2 separate regions of the Homo sapiens genome follow, and region 1 is linked to region 2. The links are chromatin loops, found by intact Hi-C in ENCODE. Cell type or tissue: A673. All regions are shown on one strand. Links, peaks and the distances in the headings refer to the core of each region. The heading gives the core; the rest is flanking DNA.

Region 1 (16,266 bases), core at 3,268-11,267, 400 kb after region 2:
GAATGCACTGTCAAATCCAATGTCATGAAGCATTTTCCCTATATTTTCTTCTAAGAGTTTTATAATTTTATGTAGTACATTTAAGTCTTTGATCCACTTTGAGTTAATCTTTGTATATGTGTTACGTAAGAGTCTCATGTCATTATTTGTCTTTATGATCCAACCTCATTCTTTGAAATTTTCCCAGCACCATACATTTAAAAGACTGACCCTTCCCCATTGGATGGTATTGGCATCCTTGTCAAAAATAATTCGACCACATATGTGAGGGTTTATATATATATATATATGTGCCTCTGGGAGGAGATGCAGCATAATGGCTGCCTACCTCTTTGCCTGCACCTCTGTGATCAGAAGTAGCAATCAACAATCAGTGCATAGATTTCTGATATTTGAAGACAGGGTCCTTTTTTGCCCACCTTGGCTCTGTATATTGAGTGCAGGTTGCTCCAGGAAGACATACACAATTGCCTGCCCCAAGTCTGGGGCTGAGAAATGGATAGCCGCTACTGTGTTAAAAGCTTAAATTGTCCAAAATTAACTGCAATTCCCTATCCAAGCCTTTTAGAATTTTCAAGCCTCCAACAAATTCTGGAATTCCAATATATTGATGTCAGACATATTCCACCAGTGCGGTTGTTGTCTAGGTGGGGAGACAGATTCTTGGGGTTTTCTATTCTACCATCTTCCCAGAACCTTCTATCTTTAGTACTTTTAATGACAATTTTATTTCCCTGTTTTTTGGAAAAGGTTTCTCTCAATTTTATTTTTCTTTGTATTACCAAATTTACACAGCTAGCCCTTCCTGGCATTGATCATGCAGTGATTTCCAACTGGGTCTTTCAAAGACATGGCTCCAAGTTTTGGGGGGCTAATTTTACACAGCTATGGTAGCATTAACACTGAGAGAATAACATTTTACTGGCCAGTTATTTCAACTCAACTATCCATTGGGGGATGAAGAGATATATTATTTTCTTCAGTGACAATTTTGTACTTCTCTAAAATAACTTCCTTAAAAATGCTTCTTAGTCAGTACACAGTAATGGATTCTTCAAAGTCTAGACCTTGTAAAGTCCTCTTATCTCAATGTATGTTCCATAAAATGGTATTCCTTTGAGACGTGTTACACACATTAAAAAAATATAGTTTTTCTTTATTTAGGACAGTCAGTGTCTTTAATATGCTAATGTGCTTTTGTTTCTTCAAAAGGGAAATAGTCTCATTATATCCTCACTTCTATGTGTGCCCCACATGTTTGGCATTTAGAAATTAAGAGCTATCTAAAAATGCCATATACATTTACTGTAATATTCCCATTTTTAAAATCTCTTGTCTATTATATATTTTATAATTTATTTTCATTTTCTCAGAGTACAACTTTCTAACTAAAATTCACCCTTTTTGGTGTATAGTTCTGCACACTTTGACAAATGTATTCTGTTGTAAAACCAACAATACCATCAAAATATAGAATAAAATTAACCCATGTCCCTTTGTAGTTAATCTCTCCCCCAACTCCAGGTCCTGGCAATCATTGGTCTGTTTTCTTTCCCTGTTGTCTTACGTTTTCCAGAACATCATGTGTATGTAATCATACAGTATCTCACCTTCTTTTAGTATAAATCACTTGAGATTCATCCATGTTGTTGGGTAGGACAGTAAACACTGAAATGAAGAGCTTTATGCCTGGAAGTGGACGTGAATATTCTTATGATAGGCCTTTATTGTGCAGTTTGTGTTAACATTGTCAGGAATAGAACTATGTTTGGGTTGCGTTATTACATTTACCCTGTTGCAACGTAGATTTCAAATGTCTCTAGTTTAACTTGTATTTTGAATGGGTTTTTTGAGACAGAGTCTTACTCTGTCACTGAGAATGAAGTGCAATGGTGCAATAATGGTTTACTGTGGCCTCAACCTCCCAGACTCATGCTATCCTCCCACCTCAGCCTCCCAAGTAGCTGGGACTACAGTCACGTGCCACCATGCCAAGCTAATTTTCTATATTTTTTGTATAAACAGGGTCTTGCCATGTTGCCCAGGCTGGTTTCAAACTCCTGGGCTCAAGAGATTCTCCTGCCTTGGCCTTTCAATATGCCAGGATTACTTTGCACTGTGCCTCATCTCTCTTATCCCTTTCTCTGAAGACAGTGTTCCTTACCTTTTTATGCTTATTGGCCTCATGATGGTATATGGGGAGTGGATATTCTCTTCTGATTTTTCTTGGCCTTGGTCTTAAGCAGGCATCGTGTTTGGGTTTCAGGGGTAAAGAGTTCTCATGACTTCTTCTCCTGAGTTTTAATTGTTTTGGCCAAGGCTGTATTTGCACCTCTCCACACCTTCCCCATCTCCTGAGACAGAATTTTTTTTCTGTTCTCTTTCTTTAGATACAGTGGGCTTACAGCAATGCCACAATGATAACAGTGTTTGCTGCTATTCCTCCAATATGTTAAGGTTCCTTAGGAAAGATAGGGAAAATGGATTCATGGAGGGCTTTGAGCCTTTCAGGCAAAAGCTACTATTTCTGTCCCCATGAGGTACATTTATATACCATGAGGGATATTTTCTCAGACTCTTGTTTTGCCCAAATGTTTCTTATGAGCACCTGGTGATGTCCATGGAGAAAATCATTTGAATGATTGTATAAAGTGTGCATAACTCCTAACTTCTCATGCCAGTCCACAATCAAGCTTCAACACTTTGTTAAAATTTTAGCCTTTTTTTTTTTACCAACTTGTATGATGTTTGGCAAAATCTGCCCCAGGTAAGCAAATGCATGTACCTTTTCTCCTTGGAGGAAGTCTGTATTTTCATTACTTTTTGGTTATTTGGTTGCCCTGTATCCTCAGCTCTCTGTTGTTGTAATGACAGGTGCAATATTCTTTTCAACTTTTTACATCATCTAAAGAAGTGAGAAACCTCGATTAAGTTTCATAACTGAGACATTTAGCAGCATATATTTTGTATTTTCTTATGTCTACCACTGTAGTTATTTTGAGAGACTATTCTCCCAAGGAACATATTTTGGAATTTGTTTTACTTTCTGTGGAATCTTGTTGAGAATATTCCAGTAGTAGTTTATCTTAATAGTGATTAATATAAATTATATATTAATGTAAAAAAATCATTTAAAAACATACCATACAGTGTTCAATTTCTCCAAAGTAGGGGAGGGAATTGTAGGAGAGAGTAATTTATGAAAATACCAAACACCATGTGCTTGCTCCTACCTCTTGATAAGCTATTGCCAGGCCACCTACACTGAAACCTGCAGTGGGACAAGTTTTGACATGAGAAATGTCATGTGGCTGTGTGTAACTTTGCAACAGCAAGAATTTCCTTCTGTTGTAGTGAGCTGAACTTTTTGTTTGGGATTCCTTAGTCCTAATGTATTTCTTGCAACAAGCATGCTGCTGAATCTCCAGAATTATTGGTGCATCCCAGGATGAACGAAGGAGGCATGAGTGATCCTGCTCACTGTGTTCTTAACCTTGTGTTTGTCCTCTACACAGCTTGTTGCAGGTTTGATAGTAAACTAAACTGACAGCCACCTTAACTGAATCAAGTCATCACTTGCACTTGTTCTCAACATTGTACCCAGCTCCCATGCATACGCATTTTGAAGCATTTTTGTTACCGCATTTATTTTAGTAGAACTTGTGGTACATTCCCATTAAAGAGAGTACTAAAAGTTGGTTAATAAAATATATTTTTAATTCTCAATTTTTCTTTCCTCTAATTTCCTTGCAATGGTTAGGCTCATGCTTAACTATTTGACTCTAATAGCAATTTGATTTCCATTTTATTTATGCTCAACCTTTCTCAATGTCTCACCATAAATAAAATGCTTTCAATCTGCCTGCCACCTATTATACCTGAAAGGTACTGAAGTAAGACTGTGTATGTGTATTTCTAAGTAGTCTACATATATAATCTACATGCATTTATAGTTTGTATATACAACATATGGAAGACATATTGACATATGATCTGTGTGATTATTTTACCTTTTGTTACTTATGTAAAAAAAGCTACTCTCAATGAAAACACTCGTAATTCTTCTAATCTGTAGCAGTAAAGTGACCCCAAATCATATTTCAGCAAGAGCTTAATGTCAGAAGTCTTTGGTAAGGGTTGGGGAGTGTATGATATGGTTTTGCTTTTTGCCAGTATCCAGAGGTAAATTTGAACACAAATAAAGCAGAGAAATGACTACTTTCAAGAGAAGTTTATATACTATATCAAATTATTTGTCATTTTGAGGTGGTTTGCAAATATCACTTTTTTGTATATTTATCTTTCTTCTTTGGGCCTTCAGATTTTTTAAGAATAATTCACCAGTACTCATGGGGGGCTTTTACTTAAAGAGGAGCGCAGAGGCGAATACTAAATCACAAGGTTGCATTCTAGTTTTTAAGGGTGAACTTGAGTCACATACATAATAAACTCCAAGTTCCATATAAACAACAGCTGTTTCTCCAAATCTGGTAAGTGGAAGCATTCACACATATAACTGCCTGTTTAAGCATCCAGTGATACAGAATAATTTGTTTCATCTTTCTAAATTATTGTAGTAACTTCTGAGCATAGAAATCCTGAGGCATCTGCTCCTTGTAATAAAGCCACAATGGCTTTACAGGCTAGTGCTAAGAGAGTTGTTTCTATTGATCATGCTTTCATGTGAGACTGAAAAGTGATCATTCATTCATTAAAAAAAATCTCTAAAGTATATGTAAATTACAAACAGTGCTATAAAGTTGTGAACAATAACATTAGGAACAGTGTAAAGTCTATTATGTACAATAGTTCATACAACTATTTGAGTGGCTAATATATGCTAGGCATTGATCTAGATATAGAAATGTCCATTGTATCCTTTAGTCTTCACAAAACTTTTGTTGAGTAACTATTGTTTACATTTTATGGCTGAGCCATGTGAAGCTTGGAGAGAGAAAATTGCTTAAGCACCCTAAACTAGTAATTGACATTGCTAAAAGTTTATTCAGCTTCTCTAAATGTGAGCCACCATCCTAATTGAGGTCTTTTGGGGAAAACCAGCACACCAGACAGAAAATTAAATGTGCCTTTAAATCAAATTAGGAACGAGGCGTTGCTCTTCTAGCTTTATTCTAACATAACCAAAATATTTACTGCGATATCTGCCTCATCCAGATATTTGCATACAAAAATGTAGATAAGATTTTAATTATTTACAAACACAATGAAAACTTTGTAAATCCCACCAGAACCGAAGTTCTGTAATGAGAATTGCAAATAGCACATTATGCTTTTTTTGTATAAAATTAATTATAGAAGATATATAAGAGATATTGTCAACCATCTTTGCATCCTCCTCACATAGCCATTAGACAAGTTTATTTGTATCCTCTTCGGACTGTTTTTCCAGGGATGTACTGTTTTTGCTTCAAGGATTTTAGAACTTGTCATTGATAGTTCCTATCCTTTGCCTATTAATCCTAGCTTTGAGTCTTTGTAGCTGTAAGAAAAGCATATGAGTCTGTAATTTCTCTGGGACAATAGATCTTCACCCCTTTTTGCATTTTGGTTCTGAATCTGATTCAAAGACTCTCTATGGGATGCTGTGTAAGTTTATACTTTGGAGAAGGAATCTCTTTCTTTTTAAAAGTTCATTTTCAATTGCTGAGTACTATGTCATGCCCTAAGTAACCTTATGTATATCCTGAAAGAGTTACTAAGAAAGTTATCACCCATGCCCTACCGGTATGTGGATTACAAATATTACATAGATTTGTTTCTTGATAAGATCACATCAAAAGAATAAGCTTGATCCAAATAATATTTTCATATTCAATAATTTTTTCTTGCTATAATTTTAATAAGATGAAAGGACCTCAGGCTCCAGTTACTGAAAATATATAACATTTCTACTATTAATTCACGTAATCTGCAAGATAAGATTGTGTCTCTTCACAGGTGATATCTGGCAGATCTGAATCTTGTTTTGCTTGTTTTTCATATTATCAGCACTTTTGCTAATGTATAAAAGTAAACTATGGAATTTCTGGTGTTAGAACTTGGGCATTTACAGTGCAGACCTAAGATGCAAAATGCATTTTTTTGGAGCTCTATAAGTGTGATTAATGTATTTTAACAAACAAACAAGTAGACTGGCTTTATCGTTCTCTGTAGCTGAAATGTGACAAATTTCTTAACAGCAAAGAAGACAACAACAAAGGGTGGCCACACATTCTCTGTAATTAAAAACAGGTGATGCATCTGTCTTGTAGTGCTCATTGCTTATAAGTAAGATGATGACTTGATTATATAATTGCTTTAGGTCTTTACAAATATATATGTTGTGATTTGGTTTCCATCATAGCTTCTGTGATTTTAAGCTTTTATATCTAATGTTCTATTAAATCTGCTTCTTTCCATTTGCCTTAATTTTTATAGTGAGTTTACAGAAATTCCAATAATCTAGTCTTTACTAATGCACAGAGATACATGGGTAATGTATTATTTCAAATTAACACAAAAATTCTAATACTACTTATTCCTCCCAGTAGTTCATTTTAATTAAAAATATATTTCTAAATACTTCCTTGATTAGGGACTAATGCTCTATTAATTTGAAACACATCTACTGAGAGCAGAGTAAATTCAAGAACAGGAACTGACATTACATGAAACATAACTTATCACCGTGAAGAATACATTATGCTACTGTGCACAATGCACGCAGGTTTTCCATTATGCATTAAAATGCATAATGCAAGCCTAATGACAGTTATGGGGAAAAGTCTGTGGCAAAGGAAACACATGAAGGATACTGTGCAGGTATTTATGCTAATGGTAGAAAAACATGTACAGTTTGCAATACCAAGAGGAAAATAAGCATGATGGATGAATAGACATTCCACAGAAATGTTTTCTAAAATATAGTCATGGATTTCTTAGAGACTGAAAGCTTACATCAATTTGTCAGTGACTCTGTTAAGATTCATCGAACACCAATTGTGTGTTAAATGCTAAACACTTCAGAAAAAGTAAAAAAGCTGGAAAACCCATTCCACAGTAAATACCCATCAGGATATTTACAATCAATCCAAAGAGGTAACACCCAGCAGCAACACCCAACAACCTTAAAATATTTACAAATAAGTGTTTTCAGAGCCAAAAATAAAAAATTTACTAAAAACTCAGAAAAAAGAGGTAAGTTTGAAGCTAGCATATGAAATTCAGTGAGGACTTTCTATTAAAGGAGAAGAGGAACAAAGCTATTCTGGCCCAGATCATATGTATGAGTAAGTAGAGTAAAAAGACATGTTATAAAAAATATTACTTTAACTTGGAAAAATGTGTTTTAATATCAGTGGAAATAGGCTAGATAATCTAGAGAATGAGTACACTGTCATGATGATAACTAGTGATAATTGGACTTTAATATGACTGTCACAACAAATGTAATACACTACTGTCATGTAATGCTAAGGAACTTGTATAAATGAAAAAGTATGACTCATGTAAATGCAATCAATGAAAAATTTTAGAAGCACTAGCTAACCAATCTTTGATGAATGGCCTGAAACGTGTCACTATGAAGCAGCAACATTATTTTCCTCTGGTTACTTATTACAGAATAAGGTAAGAAGACGTGGATTAGTCTTAGCTAGAGCCCACTCATTGCAAAAAATATCTTCCTACACTCAAGGCTACACTGTTCTGCGCTAAGGAATTACAGCTTCCTTGAAAACTTACACTGGTCAGTAAAGAAGGTCATTGGCAGGATAGGATGAAGGAAGTAAGTTATTTTCTGACTATAAATTGGAAATATAAGTATTTTATATTTAATGTGCAAGTAATCTCAGCCTTAGTTGTATCTATTATTGTTTTTTGATTTGGTTTGAATTTGCTTTTAAATTGAAGAATATGAACATATTTTATAACGATGATATAAATGATTATTTTATAATAATGACAAAAATAATTTAAATATTATTTTAATAAAAAAGTTCACATTTCCTTTCTCACTATATACGTATGTAAAACCCATAAGGTAGATATGGATATCTCCAATTCAGAATTAAGAAAACTGAATCTTGAAGTTTAAGTAATTGGAGGAAAAAAAAAAAAAGAACACTGCCAGAGCATAGAAATCAGGCATTAATTCCATGTCTTTCTCATTCTAGACCATGTTGTGAAATAATAATTCAAAAAAGAGCAAAGGAGGAGGAGGAGGAAGAAAGGAGTAAAGAATCCCAAAACAAAGAGAAAAAAGAAAAAGAAAAAGAAGGAACAAAGAAAGGAAGAAGGGAAGGAAGGAAGGAAGGAAGGAAGGAAGGAAGGAAGGAAGGAAGGAAGGAAGGAAAGAAGGAAGGAAAGGAAAAAGTAGGAAGAAGGAAAAATACTTCAGTCATAATCCAGGAATGTTGATTAAAACCTGTTAACTGGTATATTTGGTGGGCAATTTTATCAATTAGTTATGCTATAGAATATATCCAGTGTGTCTCATCTTTCACCAATACTACACTGTCTTGAATGTTGTGGTTTAATAGTAATTTTTGAAAACAGTTACTGTGAGTCTTCTTTTGTTTTAATTGTTTTGACAATTCTAATTTCTTTCCTTTGCCATGCAAATTTGAAAATCAGCTTGTCAATTATACAAAAAAATGTGGTTCTTGCAAGGTTGAATTTGGGGATAGTTGACATTTTTAACAATATTGAATCCTCCAATCTATGAGTATAGTGCATGTTTCTCTACTAATTGAATCTTTTCTTATTGCTTTCATTAGAGTTTTGCAGTTTCAGCCTATAGATTGTGCACATATTTTATTAGATTTATCCTTCAGTATTTCTCTGTGAGTGGTATTGTCAGTTATAATAATTTTATTTAAATTTTACTAGTTAATCCCCCAAAAATCCAAAATTTATTTTTTTAATGTTGAGCTTTAGTTAGAAACATTGGGAATTTTTATGTAGACAATGATGTTGCCTGTGAATAGACACAGTTTTATTTCTTCTTCTCCAGATTGTATGCCTTTTTTCTTCCTTACCTATTGTAAAACCTAAGACCTCTATAATGATGTGAATAAAGACTGGTATAATCAAACATTCTTGTCTTCTTGCCAATTTTGGATGGAGCATTCAATCTATCACAATTGCATGTAATGTTAACTGTAGTTTGCTGTTGTTTTGTTTTAGTAGATCACCTTTTTCAGATTGCTATCCATTGTTTGCTGATAATTTTTATAATAAATGTTGGTCTGCCAATTTTTTATTGCATTTATTAAGATGATTCTCTTTTTTCTCATTTAGTTAGTTGAAATGATGAATTATATTACCTGATTATATTGGTTGTTCAACATTGAATTAAATCTGGATTCCTGAGATTATTGCTACTTAGTAATGATGCATTATCCTTTATGTATACACATTTTAAAATTTGCTAATATTTTGTTGGTACTATTTGCATCTGTATTGAACAAGGATATGTTTGGTAGATTTATTCTCTTATAAAGCTTTGGAATAATTTTTGTGTTGGAATAATATTGATTCCATAAATAATGACAAATAATTCAATATATGAGATTTTCTGGAAAATTTTATGTAGAGCTGGCATAATTTGGGTTTTTTCCAACTTTTATTTTAGGTTCAAGGAGCACATGTGCAGTTTTGTTGCATGGGTGTAAAGATAATTTTGTCACCCACGTAATCAGCATAATACCCAGTGGGTAGTTTTTCAATCCTCACCATCCTCCCACACTCCACTGTCAATCAGACCCTGGTGTCTATTGTTCCCTTCTTTGTGTCCATGCATACTCAATATTTATCTCTCACTTATAAGTGAGAACATGAAGTATTTAGTTTTCTGTTCCTGTGTTAATTCACTCAGGATAATAACCTCAAGCTCCATACATGTTTCTACAAAGGACATGTTCTCATTCTTTTTATGGCTGCATAGCATTCTATGGTGCATATGTACCACATTGTGTTTATTCAGTCCACCATCGATGGGCACCTAGGTTGATTCAATGTCTTTGCTATTGTGTGTACTGCTTTGATGAACATACAATTCCATGTGACTTTATAATAGAATGATTTATTTTGGGGGGGTATATACTCAGTAATGGGATTGCTTTTGGAGTCTTTGCAATTCTCACTTTAGAGATCTTTCTCCTCACTGGTTAGCTGTATTCCTAGGTATTTTGTTCTTTTTGTGGCTATTGCAAATAGGATTGTGTTCTTTATTTGGCTCTCAGCTTGGATATTTTTGGTGTGTAAAATTGCTACTGATTTGTGTACATTGATTTTGTATCCTGAAAGTTTGCTGAAGCTGTTTATCAGTTCTAGGAGCCTTTGAGCTAGCCTTTGCTAGCTAGACAAAAAAGAAAAAAGGGAGAAGATCCAAATAAGGACAATCAGAAATGACAAAGGGGACATTACCACTGACCCCAAAGAAATAAAAAAAAAAATTCCTGAGACTGTTATGAACATGGCTGTGCAAACAAACTAGAAAACCTAGAAGAAATGGATAAATTCCTGGAAACACCAAACCAGGAAGATATTGAAACCCTGAGCAGACCAATAACAAGTTCCAAAATTGAATCAGTTACTAGAAAATTGTACCAAACAGAAAAAGCTCTAAATTAGATGGATTCACAGCTGAATTCTACCATCTGTATAAAGAAAACTGGTACCAATCCTACTGAAACTATTTCCCAAAAAAATCAAAGAAGAGGCACTCCTCCCTAATTCATTTTATGAGGCCAACATCATTCTGATACAAAATTATTTAATAAATAAATATCAATTATTTGATAAGTAAATATCAATCTTATTTATTCTTTCAAAGAACAAGCTTTTGGCTCATTGATTTTTCATATGGATTTCTTCATCTCCCTTTGATTCAGCTCAGCTCTGATTTTGTTTCTTAAATATTTGCAGACATTTATCATTGAAGCTATCTGGGCCTGTTTTGTTTGTTTGTAGTAAAGTTTTCAACAAGTTAAATTTATTTATTAGTCATTCAAATATTTCTAGGGATATTCTTAGTTATCTATTCTAGATGAACTTTAATTGTTTGGTTCAAGAAATTTTTCAATTATATCTAATGTCACATTTCTGGATATGGAATTGATTGTAATATTTTTCATTGTTATTTTAAAATCTTAAAAGTTGATAATGTATATTGAGTATGTGTATCTTCTGTCTTTCTTCTTGTTAAGTCTGGCTGGGGATATAACTATTTCTTTGATATTTTCAAAGAAACAACTTCAATTTCTTTTTTTTGCTCTGTTTGTTTCTGTATTTAATCTTATTGATTTCTTTTGTTAACTCATGTTTATTGGGACTTATTTATGATTTATGTGGATTTAATTCTCTTTTCATTGTTATTTCTTACAATCACAGATTAGATCATTGATTTGAAAACTGTCTCCTAATGTAAACATTTATATTTACACTAATGTTATGACAGCATATAGCATGTTATAAATTTCTTCTAAATATTGCTTTACTTTCAGGCCACAAAATCTGATATTTTGTGTCATTTTTATTTAATTCATAATGTTATCTAATTTCTAATGTGACTTCTGTTTTAACACATGGGCTATTTATAAGTATAATATATAATTTCAAAAAATTTCTGCATTTTCTGTATATCTTTCTGTTATTGATGTCTAGTCACATTTGGATGTAATAAAAACAAATATCCTATATGAATTCAATCTTTCTAAATATCTTGAGCTTGGTTCTCTTGGTGAATGTTCCATGCTTACTGTTTTATTCTGCTTGGGCTAGTGTAATGACAACAACAAAAATACCGCAGACAGCATGGCTTAAATAATAAACATTTATTTCTTATAGTTCTGGAGGCTGGTAAGTCCAACATCAAGGTACTGGCAGTTTTAGTAGCTTGTGAAGACACTTTTCCTGGTTTAAGGATGGTTGCTTTCTTGCTGTGTTCTCGCATAGCAGAGAAAGAGGGAAAGATAGCGTGTTGCCTCCTCTTCTTAAAGGGCATTATCTCATCAGGGCGGCTCCAAACTCATGACCTCATCTAAACCTAATTACAGAGGTACAAGTATTGTGGGCAACCTGTGCTTTAAATGTTAAAAGAAGTGTATTCTGTTGATATTGGTCGGATTGTTCTATAAATTACCTAGTTCAATAGACTGATAGTTTTTTTTGTTTTCCTTTAAAGAACTTTTTGGTTGTTTTCTATCTTTTTGTGCTATTGCTAAGAGAGAAGTGTTGAAATCTCCAACTAAAATTGTTGATTTATATATTTTTTCTTTCAGTTCTGTATTTTCTTACAGAGTTTTGAAACTCTGTTATTAGAAAAATACACATTCAGGATTGTTGTATATCTTTGAAAAATTGACATTTTTATTACAATTTAATATCTCTCTTTATTCTTGACAATATTTCCTGTTCTAAAGTCTATTTTCTTACATTAATATAGCTGCTACAATTGTACACTAATTATGTTTGTAGAGCATACCTTTATCCTATCATTTACTTTTAACTTATTTCTGTCTTTATATTTAAATTTTCACTTTCTCTGGGCAGCATAGAGTTGGTTCTTGTTATCTGAGCCAATTTGACAATAGCTGTCTTCTATATTTTTAAGAGTTTTTTATATACTCCATTTATGTTTAATGTAATTCTAATATGACTGGATTTAAATCCACAATCTGATGCTTGTATTCTACTTTATTCGTTGTTTTCCTGTACCTTTTGTCCATGTATGTGCCTTCTTTTGGGTTAATTTAGATTATGTTATAATGATCTGCTATCTATAGTAATGGCTAATATTTATCACTATCATTTTTGTTTTCAATTGCCTTTGTGTATACATGAAGTATTTAATTACAATCTAACTTCAAATAATATTATAATATATTAAATATGTAAAGAAACACAAATGTGTATATATATTTTCTCTTTTATGATATAATTTTTATGCATTTTCCTTTTACATATTCTATAAACCCGTATTGCTACCATTTTTACCATTTTTTCCTTTGGACACCCAATTACTTTTAAGAGTTACTTTTAAGAGTTTCTGTGTTTAATTTTCTCAGAGTTTCTATACTCTAACATAATCATTTCTACTTATCCTTGAACACACCACTAAACATTTTACCTGTATTTTTCTTAACTTTTTATGTGGCACCCAAGTTATCTTCCTTCTAAACTTTACCGAAGGTCAGCCAGTGCTTACTTCTCACCTCTTCTTGGAAAGTTTTATCTTTCCTTAGATTTCAGTCTACTTGTTTACTTTGCAACCTGTTTCAGGTGGTTTTTTTAAAAATTATGATTTTGTAGTTTCATCATTTTGTATTGTTAGAGTGGTAGCAATGCCTTTTTTCTTTTTTTCTATATTCTATGTGAAAGCAGACCACCTACAATTGAATCTTAGCAGACAAGAGTTGTCAAGGTTAAAAGTATTAATTTTGAGACTTATTACTTTGTGCGCTATGAATATACTGTAGAGAAAGTGAGTTAATTTATTACTCTAAGTTATAATTATATTTTATGAAATATTCCATTTTAAACTGAATGTTACGTGTTTTTGTCATTCATTCTACAACTTGAATAATGTCATCTTCAATTGATGGAGGTTACCAAAGTGAATTGTTAGTATGATATAAATACATAGATGCAAGTTTGTGTCAGATATTTATTCAGCAAATATTTATTCAGACTCATTTTTGAAAGTTAAGGCGTTAAAATCATAAAGACTGTTCAAACACCTTCTCAGGATGTACTTGGAATTTCTTCTTGAAGGTTACATTAACCATGAAGGAATAAGAAACCAGAGATTTATTTTAAGATGTAGATATAAAATACAGAAAGAAGATTTGCTGATATTTATAATACATTGTGAGGAAAGTAATTAAGACCCTTGAAAAAGATTATTTATACAGAGAAAAAGAAAATAAACCATATCTCTTAAAAATTAATGCAAAAGATAAATCAACTATGTATATAAATATAATACATATCACCAAAGAAATAATGATTGATATGAGTATCAAAGACCAACAAGAAAGTCTAATGGGTGTATTTTAGAGTGATAGTTTTAAAATGAAAGCAGTTTTGACCAGTTCACCAGCAGGTGCGTTCATGGGTTCTGGTTAGATCTATTACCTATGAGCTTTTGAAACAGACTAGCAAGAATTTCCTTCCATGACGTAGCTCCACATTGAAGAGAAATTAATGGTAATAAAATTAAAAATAAGTAGGATGTTGAATATAGAGGGAAAGGACAGACTATTTTGAGAGGATACTGAGGGAACAGAGCAGAGCTAGGGAATTTCAGAAATAAATTATTATAGTCTTTGAAACTATGTAAAAAAAAAACAGAAGATAAAGTTCTATGACATTGGAAAACCCATCCTGAGCTAGCCTTCTTTTAAAGATCCAGAAAAGACTGATTTCATATAACAATGAGCAATAGAAAAGGGCTAAGGCCCAAACTCCATAAAAAGTATAATGACAAAAAAGAGAATAAATAATATATAATAACAAACATACAGAAAATAAAAGCACTCCAGAAAGATATAAATACAGAATAGATCAAAACTGTGTTTACATAACTTCATCGTGATACTGTCGAAAAATAAAAGCCTGATTATTCACTTTTTTTAACCCAACTTTTATAACAAGTTCTGGGGTCCATGTGCAGGATGTGGAGGTTTGGTACATAGGTAAACGTGTGTCACAGTGGTTTGCTGCACGATCAACACATCACATGGGTATTAAGCCCAGCATCCATTAGCTATTATTCTTGATACTCTCTTGCCACCCCCGACTGGAGAGGCCCCAGTGTGTGTTGTTCCTCCCCATGTGTCCATGTGTTCTCATCATTCGGCTCCCACTTGTAAGTAAAAACATGCAGTGTTTGGTTTTGTGTTCCTGCATTAGTTTGCTAAGGATAACAGCTTCCAGGTCCATTAGTGTCCCTGCAAAGGACATGATCTCATTCCTTTTTATGACTGCATAGTATTCAATGATGTATATGTACCACATTTTCTTTATCTAGTCTATCATTAATGGGCATTTGGGTTAATTCCATGTCTTTGCTATTGTGAATAGGGTTGCAATGAATATGTACGTATGTATCTTTATAATAGAATGAATTATATTTCTTCAGGTACATACCCAGTAATGGAATTGCTAGGTTGCATGGTATTCATATTTCTGCCTCTAGATCTTTAGGGAATTACCATACTGTCTTTCACAATGATTGAACTAATTTACACTTTCACCAAAAGCATAAAAGTGTTCCTTTTTATCCACAGCCTAGCCAGCATTTGCTGCTTCTTGACCATTCCGATTGCCGTCAGATGATATCTCATTGTGGTTTTGATTTTTTATTTCTCTAATGATTAGTGATGTTGAGCATTTTTTCATATGTTTGTTGGCCACATAAATGTCTTCTTTTGAGAAGTGTCCGTACATGTCCTTTGCTCACTTTTTAATGGGGTTGTTTGGGTGTGTGTGTGTGCGTGTGTGTGTGTAAATTTGTTTAAGTTCCTTGTAGACTCTGGATATTAGACCTTTGTCCGATGGATAGAGGGCAAAAATTTTTCCCATCTGCGGGTTGTCTGTTCACTCTGATGATAGTTTTTTTTTTGCTGTGCAGAAGTTCTTTAGTTTAATTAGATCCTATTTGTCAAATTTTGCTTTTGTTGCAACTGCTTTTGGTGTTTTCAGCATGAAATATTTGCCCATGCCTATGACCTCAAGGCTATTGCCTAGATTGTTGTCTAGGGTTTTTACAGTTTTTGGTTTTACATTTAAATGTTTAATTCATCTTGAGTTATTTTTTGTGTAAGATGTAAGGAAGGGGACCAGTTTCAATTTTCTGCATATGGCTCGCCAGTTCTCCAATTACCATTTATTAAATAGGGAATAATTTCCCCATTGCTTGTTTTTGTCAGGTTTGTTGAAGATCAGATGGTTGTAGGTGTGCAGGCTTATTTCTGAGTTGTTTATTCTGTTCTATGGGTCTATATGTCTCTTTCTGTATCAGTAACATTCTGTTTTGGTTATTGTAGCCTTGGAGTATAGTTTGAAGTTGGGTAGCATGATGCCTCCAGTTTTGTTATTTTTGCTTAGGATTGTCTTGGCTATCTGGGCTCTTTTTTGGTTCCATATGAATTTTTAAATAGTTTTTTTCTAATTATGTGAAGAATGTCAATGTTAGTTTAATGGGAATAATATTGAATCTATAAATTACTTTGGGCAGTATGACTATTTTCATGATATTGA
Region 2 (8,000 bases), core at 1-8,000:
TTATATAAAATACAACCATGATCTAACACGTGGCAATGGTGTTTTATTACATGTAGTTCCCCTTTTATAAGTCCAGTCACTTCTGAATTAGAAGTATATCCAACTAACTTTTAACCTTAAAATAGGCAAAGAAAACCCTATCAACTACAGTAACAATAATTTAAAAATATAAAATTAAAAATATTGATAGTTACAGTGAAACTGTTTTGTATTGATAAATCTATTGTTATTACTAGAAGATGTAATATCTAAAAGAGTTTATAATTGCTCATTTATGACAAGGACTGGAATAGTATGATTATGAAACATAAAAATAAAGAGATTGAGGTATCCGAGTGAACCTTTTCACCACTCAAATTATTATTATAGATACTAGTCTTTACAAAGATATAGATTCAGAATGAATTAATTTTGTGATAGATTTTGAGAGGTTACAAAAAGTTTCTTTACGGGACATTCAAAATATTATCGTAGCAATTCAGATTGTCAGTAAAAGCTTAAACAAATTTGCTGATAATCCTGTTAATGACCTAGGTCAAGTGTTAACTGTTGTGGGTTATAAAATAGTGAAAATAAGGTTTCTCCTACCTTCAGGCAAATAGCACAGTTAACCATGGAGGCGGGGTGGGGGGGGGATGTAGGGGTGAGCTATTAGGAGAGCTATTAAATTACAAAAATGTATAATGCATTCAATTATTTAGTCTAGCATGATGAAATGCTATGAAAAGCAAATGTAAACCCTCTTCCAAACCAAAAAAACTTATAAAGATGATATGATAGCTTAGTTCTCTATTAATGTTTTAATCACAGTGTGTTCTTATTTGAGGAAAAGTGTTTATATATGAAAAGTGATGCCAATTTATTGTAATTTTTAAAAATGAAAAAATTGATTATTTATTTTCTCCAACATTTGCCTACTACTCAAAGGGAAGCTTATAATATTCATATGCAAGTTTTACTTTTAAGTTTTAAACAATTGCATAGTTTCCTCTAGTATTTAGAATATTTATATTTAGGGAAATGCATTTCATAGAAATAGTGTCTTAGCTACTAAAAAAAGTCTTTAAAAAAGTAGTATATAAATATGAATATTTAATTTTATTCAGTTTTATTTTGGATACTCTATTTTCAATATAAAGAGCTTTCTAGGTAAATGTTAATCCAATTTATGAACTCTTTTGGATAGAAAAAATGATTTAGTGTATTATGTGCTGATGAATTAATAGTGCATTGTACCCCAGACTGCCATAAATGTATAAAAGTGTTTAAAGAAAGTATTTTTACCAATTCTGAAAGGGTTGAAGTAACCACAGTTGATAATTTTATTTTATATCCAGTTTTAACTTTGTTCCAATGTTATTTCTGTTTACCATTAATCATCCCTGTGGTATGGAAACTAGGAGTAAGTATATGAACTTTTAAAATAATACGTAGTGTAGCAATCATATTTTGCCATGAAAAACAGCTGATCTCCCATTAAAAGTCTTTTCTTAAGCCATGTAAACAGAGAGACCTGATAAGAATTTAATAAAGTTTTTATAAAGTTCTGTTTAAGTATATAGGCCAATTGCTGAGTCAAGTGATCATTGGAATTATGAATATCTGTTATCGTTGATGAGTCCCTATTATCACCTGGAGTCATTTTCTTGAAAGCATATAAGAGAGATATTTGTAAATACATTAATAGAAGGAAAATTCAGATTAAACATTTTCTAAGTTATTTTTCTTATCAGGGACCCATGGCATTTCAATATTGATGTTTAATGATTAAATCTTAAATTAAAAAACACATCACACAACTGCAAATGTCCTAGCAATTAAGTCAATGGCCTGGTTTTGTTCTCTTTGGTTCTCAAATGCCTAACTTCATAACAGATTGAAGAATATATTCTAGTAAATATGTTTCAGTAAATTTCTCATAAATTTTTTACAGTGTTGAAATATTTCAATCATAATATTTTAAATACAGTCTAGTATTTCATATTTCAAAATTAAAAAATTATATCAGAAAACTACATTAATACCATTTTTAAATCACCACTCCTCTCATATATACATTTTCAAAAGAATTGCTTTCTATTTAAATTACATTGTTAGAAAAATTGCACGGAAATCTTGGCACATACTTGGCATTTTCACTTTTCATGTTATTCAACTCAACTGAGAGCCCAGCTATGGATAATATTTAAAATCTCACTCAAGTATTACCTAAGTTAAATCATCTTAAATTTGTTTTAAAGCTTCCCTTCACAATCACAGGAAGGAAAAGAGACACTACCCATAGGACACAATCTGGAAGGAATAATCCCATGAATGATGGATAAACTTTCATCCAAGCAAATTAAATGCAATTATGTCAGCTTTCTGAATATATTTACCTTTCTATATCCATATGGTTAATGTGTACCTGTCTGTATAATTATATACATTATATCCCCAAACATACATGAGGTGAGGCTTAAAAGCAATTTGTATTTGATTAACTCTGTTTCATTAAATTAATACTGATTAATTTTACATAGGTGTGAAATAGTTTGGTGTCTTTTTTTTTCTCTTGCAGTTTACTTAAAGGTTGTTTTCCACAAAAATACTGACTAACAGCTACATTCTTGTGCATAATTAATTCAGTAATATCCATATCTACATAGTTCATAACCATTCTATCTGGAAAATATAATTTATCATGACAATGTGGGAATTTTAATACTATTTTTCTAGTTATTGTCAATATTTTAATATCTGCAAAGAACAAAAATTTTTAAAACATTAAGTTTAATTTATTGATATGTTACCTATTATACATGTTACCCGTTATACAAATGAATACTCTTACCTTTCATTCAGGAAGAATGATTGACTCTTACTTTCAAATAAACATTTTAATTTGGTTTGTAAAATAAAAAGTCATTTGTGGGTAAGATAATTTTCTTGATCCTTATATTTTAGAATTTTCATTTTCTTATTTAGAAAAAAGATTCAGAACATTTAATGAAAACTGCCAAATTGATAAAGGCAGTCAGTAAGGAAGGAGATAAATTACTGCTCTATTAGCAGTGAAAGTAGGTCACCGAGTATCAGGCAGTTATTACATTTAATAAAAAACTTTCTAAGTATTTTGTTTTTACTCGTGTTTTTAAAATTAAGGTACATATACAACAGTATTGGCTTGACAATATATTTTCTAAGGAGTGATGTATATAACATGATGTTTGCACATCAGTTGCTCGGTATTGTTAACTTGCAAAATAAATTGCTAAATGTTACTGTTATAAGTTCAAAATCACTAAGAGGAAATTAATGTTGTAAGTGTGGCTTTACACTAATCAATTATTTAGAGAAGTTTGTTTTACGAGTTAGTGACTGTATTCACAAGAATAGATCACAAAAGGAATACAGGAGAAAGAAAATGTATGTATTAAGTACACAATCTTATAGAACACATTGGTGTCCTTAACATTAGGTTTGCACTTTAACCCACTGAAAAGGAATTAATGCTCATTACAAGGATAATAAATAACACAACATCAAGGAAATGCCATTTGCTGCATATGAACATTCTCTCTTAATCTACTATTCAGTTATTTACTATATCTTCCCAGGAGCTATCCACTATTCATTAAATACATTCTCCTATTTGTATATAAGCCTTTAAACAAAGAGAATCCAACCTAAGCTTATTGTAATTCTTGCAAATATTACTTACGTTAATGTGGCATATGCTGCTCTTTAGAACCTGTACCATAGAGCAAACCATTGCCTGGCGGGATACACACAACTTCAACACAGCCCTTGCACCATAAACACGCACCTCCGCTTCGACAAACTCTGATTTCCCTTTAGTCCATTCATAAATGCCATGATCCCAAGTAGGAACAACCTGTCATTACCTTTAAACATACTAAAGAGTCTAGAGAGGAAGGCTGAATTTTCTTTCAAACTTCTCGGAGTACCACATGGTCATAATTAGAAAATAAAATACTGCCTTGGCTATTTGGCAATTAACATAACTGGGTTGCAACGCTGGAGGATTTTCTTTCTTTCTTTCTGCTCAAATTGGCAAACAAGGTAATTGCTCGAAATGGTGTCAGATTAAAAACACATTTTCAAAGTTTAGACCATCTAAAATTATCTCCTGAAGTGTTTTAGAAGACAGTTGGAAAAAAAAAAGGCACATCTTTCCTTCACTCTCAGAGCAAACTGCTCTATTCGGAGGCACCTTCCCGACGTGCAAGGCTTCGGTGAGAACGTGCTTTGAAGAGCGTGAGCCCCGCGGGGCAGAGCTCCGTGCGTCGCGGTACCTGGCTTACCTTCATTGGAAGGCTGCGGAATCAGTTCCCCGAAGCTGTCGAGAACAGAGCAGCTGAGAAGGAGGAGGATGGAGAGCTGACAATCCATGTTGCTGGTGCAGAGGGCAGTGAGAGGAGCATATCTCCATGAAGCATGCCACTGATGTGAGGGGGAGCGCTCTGATTGCTGGAGAAGTTACCATGCTCCGCTCGCAGGCTGATGTCAAGTTTGACACTGGAGATAAGGAGGAGTCTGGCTGCCTTTCCGCGAACCCCGCTCGGGGACTTCCCTGGGTCCTAGTGCCGTCTTCAGCGTGCGCTGAAGCAGAGCGGGATGGCACGCAGCTGGCTCTGCAGCCCAGAGCTGCTCGGGAAGGAGACCGGGTGGGAGTGGGGGCGTCGCCCATGGGACAGGAAACACAGAAGATGTGATGAGGCCGCGGTGCTGAGAAAAATGCTCCCTCTTTTGTGTTGCATGAAAAGTAGCTGTTTTATTGTTTGCTATCCATGCTCTGTTGCTTAATTCACCGAAGAAATCACAGCCTTGATAGGAGTATCATATGGCAATGTGAGTGCAAAAGGAACTGAAATGCGAGAGAAACGTGTGTTTTGAAAGAATAGCAGTCTTTCGTTAAAAAGTCAATCATGTTTGTATAATTGAAAAAAATGATTATAGTTATTCCTTTACTGTGTTCAATGTGATCATAACTCTCCATGAGTTCTTTGTGATTCAGAAAGACACTAATACACAGCCTGAATCAGAGGGTCTCTGCATTTCCACACCCAATGGTATCGTGGCTTTTTACTAGATCTGGCACAGTGATTTTCCGCGCACATAGAGCATACTTTGTTTTTTTTCAAACAGGGAAGTTGACCTTCATCATCTTACGGAAGGGAGCAAGTCTAACCCCAGCCGGAGGTCTACATTCTTTTCTCGTTCTGTGTTGTAAAAGTAATACAGATCAAACCTAAATTTCTTAATAATACATATCCCCCTCCCTCACCATCTCACATTAGGATCTCTGGGTTCTGCAAGAGAAACAATGCATAATTCACAGCTCCTCCATTCAACTTTCAACCACTGATAGTCTAATAATATTGGGGTATTCTTATTCTTTAACATTCCAAATCCAAAAGCTAAATAATAATGTCCTCGTACTTTCTCACTTATTTTACACCATGACTATCAATGGTCTCTGTTATTTCCAATCCCATTGCTGAACAACCTATTGCAATCTAGTTCAGCCAAACAATTTTGTAATTTATATTTTAATAACCAGCATCACTTATCTTTAAAATATCTCCCAGAAAATGGTTACTCAGATATCCTTCCGCCCATCTATCTCTTCTTATACTAAAAAGAAAACAAGATTATTATATTCCTCTCACAACTTCAGAAAATAAAGGTATGTTGATAATCTTAAGATCAGTGATCAATTTTAGAGCTCTTGATAATGAAACTTAAATGAAAGTTTGAAAAGCCCTTGCTAATAATGTATTCAGTCCACAAACTCAATGTTTTTAGTTAGAGAACACAATTTTCACTTGAATTTAAGTTAATGGTGCCAGATAATAGTTTGATGACTGGGGTGGGGAATTGGGGTGGATAGAAGCAGCCAGGGGAAAAGAGAGATCCTTCTCACTTTTCTGTGTATGCCATGTTACTTTGTGTCTCTAACTTCTTTCCACATTGTGTCACCAGAGGCTGCGCAATCCTCAAGTGCCAAGTCTGTCAGAATTGAAAATAATAGCAGATACTGCCCAGAGAACTTAGACAGTGGTGACTCTGGTGTTTTTTCAAAGTTCCAGCACAACACTTACATTGTTCCAAAGTTAGATACACGTTTTCTGAAACTTGAAAGAAACTAAAATCTTATTTGGAATTGACAATTTGAAAACATTTTGGAGAATCTGCCAATGTGCTGACACGCAGATCCATTGGCGCCCCTCATGCTATTTCTCTTTTCACACTTGAAAACTTAAAAACTGCTTGTCACTGGGAAAAAAGGCATTCATGTTTGCAGAAAGCTACAGGAGTGGCAAAATGAGTACAAAGCAATACCTGGCCTGAAAATAGAATGTAAATGATATAGAATCTCTAAATTGTCAACTCTCTAGTGAAAAGTAAAAGGTTTCCATTATGTAGGCGCCATTCTGGACAGATGGGGAAAAGGGAGTGATGCCAATAAGCAGAGAAGAGCAACCATAGCAGGAGTGGAAAGGATGAGGTGGGGGCAGCAGATGCAGGGAAGCCCTTATTAAGAAAGTGGTAGTTGAGTTGCAGCTTGAAGGATGGGTAGGAGTTCACTAGTAAGAAAATGATTCAGAAGGAACTGCAGGCAGGCAAGTCCAGAGAGTGTCCAAGTGAGCCAAAAATGAAAGCATTTGGCACATATGGAATACAGAGTATATTAGAGTATTTGTGGTAGGTAAAGGGCCGGAATAGGAGGAGGTATGGATTGGAGACAAAATGTAGGGAAATATTCTTCAAAGGACTGGTTGAAAACTACAGAGATTTCGATGCCACATGTCAATGATTTTACAATATATTTTAAACTAAAGAGAGACATCAAAAGCATTTCAGCAAGTAGTAAATTGATCATGTCTCAGTCTGGGGACAAAAGTTTACTAATAGCATAAAACAGGATGTCTCCACCTGGGTGCAATGCTTATTAAGAAGTGATGCCTTCTTCCCACCACAGACTTACTGGACCTAAACCTCCGAGGTTGGAACCCAGGAATCTGCAATTTCACAAAAGCTTCTCAGGTAATCCTTGGGGTCCCTGGAGAACCACTGCCCAATGTGAAGGAGGGAATATTAGAGGTAGGCCAGTTAGACTTCAGGCTATTTTTCAAGTAAGACTGAAGTGATAAGGAACTGAACTAGGATCTCTCAGAAAGAAGAAAGATAAAAGGGAAAATGAGAAGACCATTTTAGGTTAAACAAACAATACTCCCCCAAGGAAAACTGGATTTAGTACATAACTCAAGTTAGGAATTAACAGTTCCCTGGGGGAGATGGCAATTGAGAGGAAACTGAAAAGGGGCATTTTAAAGAAAAGTGAAAAACAAGATTTCTGGAGGAAATGACAAATGTCTCTATTATTAGAGTATAGATTTCGAAATTGTGTCAGCGGGTATGGGAAAGAGGAGACACCGGCTAGGAAGAAGCAGGGTCATGAAGAGTTGTATTAGCTGCTCTAAAAAGCTTGGACAGGGGTGCTGAGGGGCAAGGCAGAAATAGTTCAATTTGCATTTTAGAAAGATCAGTTTGACATATTTAAGAAAGGAGGGGAAAATGAAAGTGAAAACTCCAATGAGAAGCCAAAAGACAAATTAGGAGCCCTTTCCAGTAGGATGGCCAATACCATGTAGAGGTTACCAGTGGGGCTCTTGAATCAGAGCAATCTAGGTCACTGACCTGGCTCTGTCACTCTTAGTGAAATCCAGATAATAACAGATCCTATCTCATCGGAATGTTGTAAGGATTATATCAGATTTGGGATGGTACAGATAAAGTGTTAGCCTAGTGTCTGAATTATTAAAAGCATTCAATACTGTTTTTAAAAAATCTTGATCCAAAAGAGAGATCTAGAGAGTGTGACACTGAGCAGTAACAGTAGAACTGAAACCAGGCACATATAAGTGGGAGAAATGGCAACACTTCATAATAGATTGATTATGAGAAATTAGGCAGACGGTAGTGCGTAGAAG

The links. A loop is a pair of places that touch in the nucleus more often than their neighbours do. Peaks named below come from ENCODE experiments on the same cell type or tissue, not always from the same donor. Only the 100,000 strongest peaks of a DNase experiment are listed, where the experiment ranks them.
Region 1: a loop joins it to region 2, with 2.1 times the contacts of the local background. A loop is called at or near these places in 2 of 110 quality-filtered maps.

What each region holds. Positions count from the first base shown.
Region 1 is chr3:88,695,063-88,711,328 of GRCh38, reverse strand. No RefSeq gene overlaps it. Among named protein-coding and RNA genes, the nearest start is that of CSNK2A2IP, 360 kb to the right of the region's middle. In A673, for the core only: no CTCF peak of the experiment used is centred there; DNase peaks (open chromatin) are centred at 8,198 and 8,438; H3K27ac peaks cover 3,367 bases.
Region 2 is chr3:89,104,144-89,112,143 of GRCh38, reverse strand. EPHA3 (EPH receptor A3) reads right to left here and starts at 4,523. Exons shown (of 17, transcript NM_005233.6): 1 at 4,308-4,523. The coding sequence starts at 4,395. RefSeq lists an enhancer at 4,542-4,681. In A673, for the core only: no CTCF peak of the experiment used is centred there; DNase peaks (open chromatin) are centred at 3,793 and 4,543; H3K4me3 peaks cover 3,470 bases; H3K27ac peaks cover 1,421 bases.